3 separate regions of the Mus musculus genome follow, and all the other regions are linked to region 1. Evidence: chromatin loops called from intact Hi-C (ENCODE). Cell type or tissue: heart. All regions are shown on one strand. Links, peaks and the distances in the headings refer to the core of each region. The heading gives the core; the rest is flanking DNA.

Evidence for each region. Peaks named below come from ENCODE experiments on the same cell type or tissue, not always from the same donor. Only the 100,000 strongest peaks of a DNase experiment are listed, where the experiment ranks them.
Region 2: it touches region 1 in a loop (4-fold over the local background); 34 of 42 quality-filtered maps call a loop at or near these places.
Region 3: it touches region 1 in a loop (4-fold over the local background); 36 of 42 quality-filtered maps call a loop at or near these places.

The regions. Positions count from the first base shown.
Region 1 is chr17:31,657,400-31,660,399 of GRCm38, reverse strand. It overlaps U2af1 (U2 small nuclear ribonucleoprotein auxiliary factor (U2AF) 1), which reads left to right and starts at 1,646. Exons shown (of 8, transcript NM_024187.4): 1 at 1,646-1,747. The coding sequence starts at 1,704. In heart, for the core only: CTCF peaks have their summits at 1,382 and 1,589; a DNase peak (open chromatin) is centred at 1,549; H3K4me3 peaks cover 1,966 bases; H3K27ac peaks cover 1,898 bases.
Region 2 is chr17:31,509,538-31,512,537 of GRCm38, reverse strand. Wdr4 (WD repeat domain 4) reads left to right here and starts at 51. Exons shown (of 11, transcript NM_021322.2): 1 at 51-371; 2 at 1,892-1,960; 3 at 2,626-2,769. The coding sequence starts at 154. In heart, for the core only: a CTCF peak has its summit at 1,409 (motif pointing left); no DNase peak of the experiment used is centred there; H3K4me3 peaks cover 1,099 bases; H3K27ac peaks cover 966 bases.
Region 3 is chr17:31,519,297-31,522,296 of GRCm38, reverse strand. It overlaps Ndufv3 (NADH:ubiquinone oxidoreductase core subunit V3), which reads right to left and starts at 2,182. Exons shown (of 4, transcript NM_030087.2): 1 at 2,036-2,182; 2 at 605-728. The coding sequence starts at 2,083. It also overlaps a transcript of Wdr4 not described here. In heart, for the core only: a CTCF peak has its summit at 1,497; DNase peaks (open chromatin) are centred at 1,276 and 2,216; H3K4me3 peaks cover 1,973 bases; H3K27ac peaks cover 1,579 bases.

The DNA of each region.
Region 1 (3,000 bases), core at 299-2,798:
TTTTATATCCTTTAAGAAGAGGGAAGATAAATGACTGGAGAAGTATTGGGGTCTCGTATCACTCACTGATAGATAGATAGATAGATAGATAGATAGATAGATAGATAGATCTTGGCACTGCCTGTGCAAGATCAATACCAGTATTTTATCACTTGCTTCCCAGCTTGCCTTTTAAACTTTTTACATTTGAAGCCAGGTGGTGTTGGTACACACCAGGAAGGCTCAGCACTCAGGACCCAGAGGCGGGTGGATCCCTGTAAGTTTAAGGCCAGCCTGGTCTACAAAGTGAGTTCCGGGACAGCCAGGGCTACACAGAGAAACCCTATCTTGGAAAACAAAACCAACCAGACAAAGAAACAAAACAAAAAGTGGAAAGATGCCTGTATACTTAGAGCCTTGGGAGCCATAGAAGGCCACCAACAGGAATAGATGTCACCAGGTCTGTATTCTTTTAAACTCTCTGTCATGTCAGCTGGAGCAATATTATACCAGCTGTATTAGTTACTTGTAGTTGAGGGAGAGAGAGCCCAGTGATACAATGCATGGCGAAGTATGAAGTGGTTATCCCTGCCCTCACAGACATACCCAGAAGCCTCTTCTCCATAACTCAGAAAAGTGGATTTAAACATTACACCAACCAAGGCTCGGGATGTCATTCAGTTGATAGAGTGCTTGCTTAACATACAGCATCATATAAACCTATTTGGTAGTACACACTGGTAACCCTAGCACTCAGGATGGTAAGAGATTCAGAAGGATCAGAAGTTCAAGGTCATCTGTAGCTGTACATAGTAGCTATGTAGCCTGATGCATACACAAGACCATCCCATGGAGAAACAAAAAACAAAACACGCTCAATAAAACAAACATCGTAGCAGCCTGTGTCTATATATGTGTCACAGGGCTTATTCTTCTAATGTCTCCAAATAAGAGATAAATAGATGTGACAGGGGAAGATGAATGGGTGAGGCATGGATAGTTGGGTAGCTTAATTAGTGAGGGGTGAATGGGCGTGTGGGAAGAAAGAAGGATGAACAAACTAATGGTCTGGTGGACCTGATCGGGTCATTCATCCTGGTTCCAGTAACCAGGTTAACTAGTGAGAGCCTGTGAGGAGACCCCAGCTTCCCACAACCCTCTTCCACGGTTCGTCCTCGGATGGAAGTGGCTCTATAGCCAGAGAGAGCAGATAAAGTCATCCAACCAAGATGACCCCGCAGCCTGGGTCTCTGCCTGAGATAACGGAGATTAGGCTCTGCCTGGAAATTTGGTGACTTGAAGGTGAGCCTTGTGACTGTGAGGATGCTGTGGTTTAAGGCCCTCCAGGAGGCCGGACAGAGCCCCTTATCTACAGCTGCACTGGTGGGAGGCCTGGGACAGGAGGGCCAGCAAGGGGAGAGGGCGCGGTCCCAGCGGCGGGAGCGGGAAACAGCGGTGCTGAGCACGCGCGGAGCGGCTGTCCACAGCCTAAGCCGCAAGCAATGCGCGGGACCCGCCCGGGCGCCAAGGAGTGCGCAGGCGCCAGGGTAGGGGCGGAGCCTCCTCATGCTCTTCGTCCCGCCCCCGCGCTGGCAGCACCTTTCCCAATTGGACAGAGTCGCTACGACGGGTGGGGAGAGCGTCGTCGCGTCGGGTGACGTCTCCGGAGGGACGTCGGCGTAGTCGGCAGCGTCGGCTGCCGTGCCTGAGTCGTCCGCTCGAAAATGGCGGAATACTTGGCCTCCATCTTCGGCACCGAAAAAGACAAGTGAGTAGGGCCGGCCTGCCGGGACTTGGGCTGGGGAGGCGACGGGCAGCGGGTGCCGGTCGAGGCAAGCGGCGGTGACGTCCAGGCGTGGCGGCTGGCTCGGGCCTGGAGACCTCGCGCGGCTCGGCGCCGCCGCCTCGTGGGCCGGGCGGCGGGACTGGCGGGCGGCTCGGGCTGGGCCTCGGCGCCTCGAGCTCCACCGCGGGCGCTCCATGCCGGGTTCTACGCGGGGCCCTGCCCCACGCCGCGCTCCCACTGCTGCCCGGGGCTTCTGTGGCGAAGTAACACGTTTCTTGCAACTTTAGGCTTTGAGTTATCGTGTCGGAAGTGCTGTGGCCCCGTCCTCTCTAGCATTCAGTGCTGGGGCCGACCTTTGGGAGCGGTTTCGACCGAATAAACCTCCTGCCTGCCTAAGCGTTGGCGGACCCGCCTTTCTTTTTAAATTAAGGTTTGCATTTCCGTAGCCAACTGTTAGGGTAAGAGGAAAAGGAATAGCAATATTCCCGCCTGTGGTCGTGTGCTGCGAGGCACATACTCATTTCCGCGTGTCGGCTGAAATTTAGGTTAAGGGGAATGTCTTCGGACACTTTCAAGGATAATTCCTACTTTGAAAACCTAAGGATTTAAGTATCTGGCTTAATCTGCTTCCAGTAAGTAGTCACCATCTTTATGTTTCTGAATCTTGTACAAGGTTTATGCAGATGTCAGTCACGGTGGTAAGCGTTTGCAATAGATAACGTTTTTGGTGCCACATTCTCACTCTTAAAATGTTCTGTTTTCCAGGATGGAGGCTGTCCGATCAGGCACCTTTATACAGTCTTCAGTGTTTGAAAGAGGGGATGTTTCTAAAAGTCTCATGCCTGAATCGGCAGTCACTCAAGAGACATTTAATTGGATGTTAGGTCTAGACCAGTCTTGGAGAATCAGCTGGAATAAAGTCTGGGTTCTCAGGAAGTCATGGAGGAAGGTTGTGCCTTGTGTTAAGGATGACTAAAATACATTAAAGGGACTAGAGAGATGACTCAGTGGTTCAGAGTGTGAACTGCTCTTGAAGAGGCCAGTAGTGTGGTTCCCTGAATCCCCTTTATTGCAATCTGATGTCCTACAACCACCTGTAGTGCCAGATCTTGGGAGATCCATTGCCTCTGGCCGCCACGGGCACCCCTCCCCCTCCCCATATATGTAATTTAAAGTAAAGCCGTTAAAGTACTTTTAAATCAACACTCAAAAGCCAGGTGTGGTGGTACATTTAG
Region 2 (3,000 bases), core at 280-2,779, 150 kb after region 1:
AGCAGTTTTTTGTTGTTATTTTTTTTAAACCGGCACACAATGAGTACCAGACCCCGTCCAAGAGAAGCCACCTAACCTGACAGGCAGAAAAGTCAATCACCAAAGGCAGGTGGAGGGATCTACAGCATCAGCACCTCCGGGCACCGAAATCAAATGAGACTACGCCCTGCGCGCATGCTCCTGGACGGCACGCCGTTCGCGCGGCGCCGAGTGACATCACTGACAAGCGCCAACAGGAAGGGCGCAGCGCGTCGCACGTGTCCGGAGGCGGCGGGCGGGCCCATGGCGAGCTCTGCGGGGCTGGCACTGTGCGCCCAGACGCTGGTGGTGCGAGGAGGCAGCCGGTTCCTAGCCTTCTCCACTACGGGCAGGTAAGAGGCCCGGGCTGAGGGCAGCGGGGCCGGCGCGGCAGTGTTCTGTGTCCTCCCGGATTCCCTGTCCTCGGCGCCTCTTCACCACGGCGCAACGCCCCGTAACCTGCCCGGCGGGTCCCGGGCGCTCTCTCTGTTCAGAGTAGGGGTACTTCCGGACTCTGAGGCGCCTGCGCTGCGCTGGGAGGGCTAAGTCACGTGGGTGTCGCATTGCCCAGGCTTCTAGGGGGTCCTGGTGTTCAATTTTGGCCCGCTTGGCACCTCCCTGATGAGGGTCATATATTAGGGAACCCTAAAGGTTTTCTCACTGAGCACAAAACATGCTCTATCTTTGGTCTGCGTCTTGCAACCGGGCTCTAGTTGCTCTTAAGGGATTTTGGGTTCTTAACCCGACTCCTCCCAAAGGCAGGACGCACGCAGAACCTGAAGTGAGCATCTCCCTAAAGACCCTTCACACGACATAAAGTTTTGCTTTATGTTATTTCTGTCTTTATGTATACGTTGTGCTCGGTCAAAGGATTCTTTGAGCAAGTAGTTGATTACCACGAGCCTAGAGGATCAGTGGCAGTCCGTATCGGCTTCTTTTTTTCCCCTTCCCGTTTAGTTTTGGTACATGTGAAGATTAGGAACGTTCCTCAATTTGTGCCTTTTGGGGAATGCCATTGGCCAACAAAGTTTCAGACTTGGAAAATGACTCTTCTTTCTGCAGTTGAGTGTTTAACTGGAGAAGTCTTTGGTGCCTGCCACTTTATAGGTTGTCAGGGTACAGGGTCAGAGCAAAAGAAGGGAGCTTAAGTTCTGATTTGGAAAGTGTTTGATTCCCACATGAGTAAGAGCCTGGAGCTCACGGGGGCAGGTGAGACTTGTTTCTGAATTCTGTAAAGACAGCCTCAGCAGTTATAAATTTGGGAGGAAAGCCGAGTTGAAAAATAATACCAGAGGGCTTGAAGAACTGGCTGTTCTTCCAGAGGTCCCGAGTTCAATTCCCAGCAGCTACATGGCGATTTATAACCATGGATAATGAGATCTGGTGCCCTCTTCTGGTATGCAAGCATACATGCAGGCAGAACACACACACGCACATGCACACATATATAATAAATTAATTAAAAAATCAGAACTGGTGGGGTAATGGGGGATGGAGGTGGAGGTGGTAGGGGCAGCGGTACTGGACACCTTTGATCCTGGCACTCAGGCAGAGGCAGGTGGATATCCAAGTTCAAGGCTAGTCTGGTCTACAGAGCAAGTTCCAGGACAGCCTGTGCTATACAGAGAAACTACCACCATAACAAAAAAAAAACAGTATCAGAATATAATTTCCTTAGAATCAACAGGTTGGCGGCTGGAAGAATACTATATTGATTAAGAGTACCATGGCACACTGATTGATGTATACTACTAGGAGGTTAAGCAATGGCAGTTCTTGGCTCTTCTCTGTCATGGCTAAGACCCATAATGTAATGACGATGGAATGTTTTTGTTCCAAGAGAAAGATGTTCACTCCTGTCTCTTCCCTTTAGTGATGATGACTGTGTCTTCACATACGACTGCAGTACTGCAGAGAAGAAGGCCACGCCAGAAGATAAAGGGTGAGATGGCAGGGAAGCACTTGTGGTTTGAGCAGTGAGCCCGGGGAATAGCACACTCGCTGAAGTTCTAGGTCTGGTTACCTAGCTGTGAGGCTAGGCTTGGTTCCATTTCAGAGAGGAACATGGAAGGAACTTTAAATGGAGGCATTCAGAATATGTAGGACCTTCTCAAATACTTTTAGATTTTTTTTGTCTTGTTTTAATTTTAATTTCTTTAGTATTCATTTTTGTTGCTGGCCCTTTAAAGTAACAGTGACCATTTCAAATGAAGTGTATTGAGGGCAGGTGTGGGGAATTAACTAATTGAAAGGTACAGAGCAGCCTGTGACTGTTTTGTGTGGTGGCTTGGTCTTGGGACTCCGTTTGTTACTAATTTTATCGGTCCCTGCCTCTAGCCTTGGGTTAGTCCATGTCTGTGAGGGCTAGACCATGTGATGTCTGCGAGTCCTTCCAGCCTCTGCTGGATGTTAGCCTGTTGAGTTAGGTTTCATGCTTGGGAAATTAGAGCTGTTCTCTGAACATCCCTGGGTCCCCTGAGTCTGCCATCACACTCTGGCTGCATGAACTGACTGACCAACATCTTCCACTTCACCTGTGTTAGGATGGACAAGCCCGGCAACTCAGGCGAGGCCTAATTGTTTCCTTTTCTCTCCCTGCCCTTTCAGGGAGGACGGACAGCCCGCAGACACAGGGAGTGACTCGATTCTGGCGTCCACCTTCTCCAAGTCTGGCCGCTATTTTGCTTTAACAGATGACAGTAAGCGTCTGATTCTTTTCCGTACAAAACCATGGCAATGTCTGAGTGTCAGGTATGAAATGCTAACATTGAGTCATTAAGATGTCCTTGTACTTGCATGTCAGTAGCCATAGTGACAGTAACCGTTGTAATAAGCAGCTAACATGAAGTATCAGCTACGTGTGAGACTGACTGAAAACTAACAGCATGTGGGGGTGGGGGTGGGGGGTGGCATGGGCCCGTTCTCGCACCCGTTGGGTGGTGTGAGGGTTAAGCAGCCAGTTTTGGGCTGTTTAGCTAGGAC
Region 3 (3,000 bases), core at 280-2,779, 140 kb after region 1:
ACCATAAAAAACAAGCAAGGCATAGGAAATAAAATTATCCTCAGAGGAGAAGCATTAAAAATGCACTGCATTTCATCTTGCCTGGCATGAGGCCATCCTACGCTGGCATTCAGAGAGAGGAACAAGTGACAGAAATCAAAATGATTTTGAAGAGAGCTGGACACCAGCTGGGTCCTAGCTGCGTGCAGCACAGGAGAAGTGCTCGTTCCTAATTCCCTCCCCGAGGTCATGATGGCCCCCAAATGGTGAGGGGGCACACCAGGAAAACTTCACCAGAGTCTTGGGGAGTCAGGAAAAACCAAAAACCAGGGACGGGAAGGTAGGGTGGGGTCTCCCTATTTCACGATAAATAGCGTGTGTTCCTGAGGGCCTTGGAAATGCCAGCGCCCTTCTGTTCTCCCTGCTGGGTTGGCCATTTAGGAAGCACTACTCCATATCTAGAGCTAACATAGAGTCAAAGCCTTTGTATTACCAGTGAGGTCCAATCTTCCATCTCACTGTGAGCTGAAGTCTTAGGTTATGCGTCTGGCCCACCTCACTTCATGCTACTGACTTTTCGTTCTTTGCCTCCCCCACACCCCCGAGATCATATTTAACATCTCACCTTTGAGCACACTTTGTGTCTTGGGATGTAGCTCTTTCTCCTTTGCACTCTTCTCTGACTCTGTAGACAGCCTCACTACAGAAACCAGTTCTCCCGGGAACACCCTTGCCTCCAGGAGCACAGCCTGGGGAGAGCAGACAAGCAAAGATACTCACTTCGATAACAGCCATTACAATGTATTATATATTCATATTCACATGGCACACTTATTACAATGGTCATAACATATGGGAATTATGAATGCTCTGACAAATACCCCAAAAGCTGCAAGAAAAATATACCCCAAGTTCCAGGAAAATCACTATTAGCATCTGGGTAAATGAAAACAACTTTATTTCCCTAATCTTTGCAGAAATTTCCCAAAATAGGCACTTGGAAAGTTTTTATTAAAAATAAAGACTTTGCCAGCTTCGTTATACAAAGCTTCAGGATATCTTGGAGAAGAGCCTGGTTCTATGTTCTGCAGAAACCTGGGGCTCAGGGGTTGGGAGGATGGGAGACAGATGCTTCTGAGAAAAGCTCTTGCTGTCACGTGTCCTGCAAAGCCTCAGTTAGACAGACCTGTGTTGGGGGGAGGGGGGGAGCCTGTGTTAGCATGGGGGAGGGGGGAGGGAAGTGCTGGCCTCTGGATGGCAGCCATCATGCCGGCTGTAACACTCAGGCCTGGATCCTGGATGCAAGGCCCAGTTGGCTCTCAGCCCAAGACTCCTGGGTCTTAATACAGGGCAGCCAGTTTACTCTACTGGCTATTTTGTTACTTTACAAAATACTATGTTTCTTTTTGCAAAATTATCTCCCTACAGTTAGTAAAGTTGCAGAAACACTATCTACTAGTAAATAGGATGTAGATAATTGCTTCAGAAGTGTTACAATTTGAGAAGAATCTTATTGTAATTCAGCCGGCAACCGCTAAGGTATGTGTTAGATCCTAGGATGCTTCATGCTAGGGAGGGGGTTGGGGGGTGGAGCAAAAGAACCGGAAAACTTCTATTTATACTGATGATTCTCCGTGTGTGTACAAATTATGTGTACCGATACACGCTGGAAAAAAATCGCTGGGAGCAATATACCTGAAGGAATAATTAAACAGTGCCCATTTGACGACGGGAGCCCTCTGTCACCTGTATTTTATATTGCTGTGAGCATTTCCTGCTTTGGGGCCAGTTCAATGACAGCTCTTGACAAGCAAGCGCAGGGCCCTAGGTTCCATCCACCGAACCCAACCCAAACAAAACCCAATACTAGTTTTGCAGAGAAAGCCAGGTTTCGTTTTAAAAACAGCCTCAGTGACTCGGTTTCACTCCTGCAGAGAAAACCCTTCTGTCCGGGTCAGGTGAGCACAGGCCCTAGGACCCCTCTCCGCACCGGGCCCACGGGTGCAGTTAAGGGTCAGGCTAAGGGCCCGGTATGTCCCGCCCGTTAGCCCTTTACCTTCAGCGCCCGGATCCGTCCTCCCCGCAGGAGGAGAGAGACCGCCATGGCACAAATGCCAAGAGCGGAGGTCGCACTTAGGTACGTGACCTACTTGTGCACACGCACCACCCCAGGCTCCGCCCCGCGTCCACGTTCACCAATCGCACACCATGGTGGACCCAAGCGTTTGCGCGCGCATTCTGGGAGGGCTCCTTAAGGCCACGCCCCTAACTGAGTCCACCAATTCCGGGTTCGGGAAAGCGTGGGGTCCTCCCCTGGGTAGATCCCGCTGAAAGTCCCGCCCCTCCGATTTGGGCCTGCCCACCTTGCCCTGATCTCGCCCTTAACTCTGGTCTGTAACCTACCAAAATTGCACAGCTAGAATCATGTCCTTTGCGTTTCTGGTTCGACTTGAGAGACTTCTGTGTTTGGTGAGATCTTTGTGAGTTTGTTGTTTCTTGGAGATACAACTCGGTGGTAGTGCGCTTGCCCAGTAGGGGCGTGGTCTTGAACAAACAAACCAGAAGCTGGGCATGGAGGTGCCCACCTACCATACCAGCAGTAGGGCTAGTTCAAAGACAGCCTGCTCTTTTACAGAGTAACTGTAAAGATTGTTTGTAATCAATAGATAAACTTGGGGCTAGAGAGATGGCTCAGCGATTAAGAGCACTGACAGCTCTTCCAGAGGTCATGAGCTCAAATCCCAGCAACCACATAGTGGCTCATAACCCTCTATAGTGAGATCTGATGCCCTCTTCTGGTGTCTGAAAATAGCTACAGTATACTTATATATAACAATTAAGTGTGGGGGGGGGGGAGGAGAAAGAAAAGTACCTGTCATTTGTCCCTATTATACACACACACACACACACACACACACACACACATATATATATATATACTCACACACATGCACACCCAACTTCACCAGTTGAGGACCAAGCCTTTAACACACAAAGCTTTTTGGAGAACCATATCTAAGG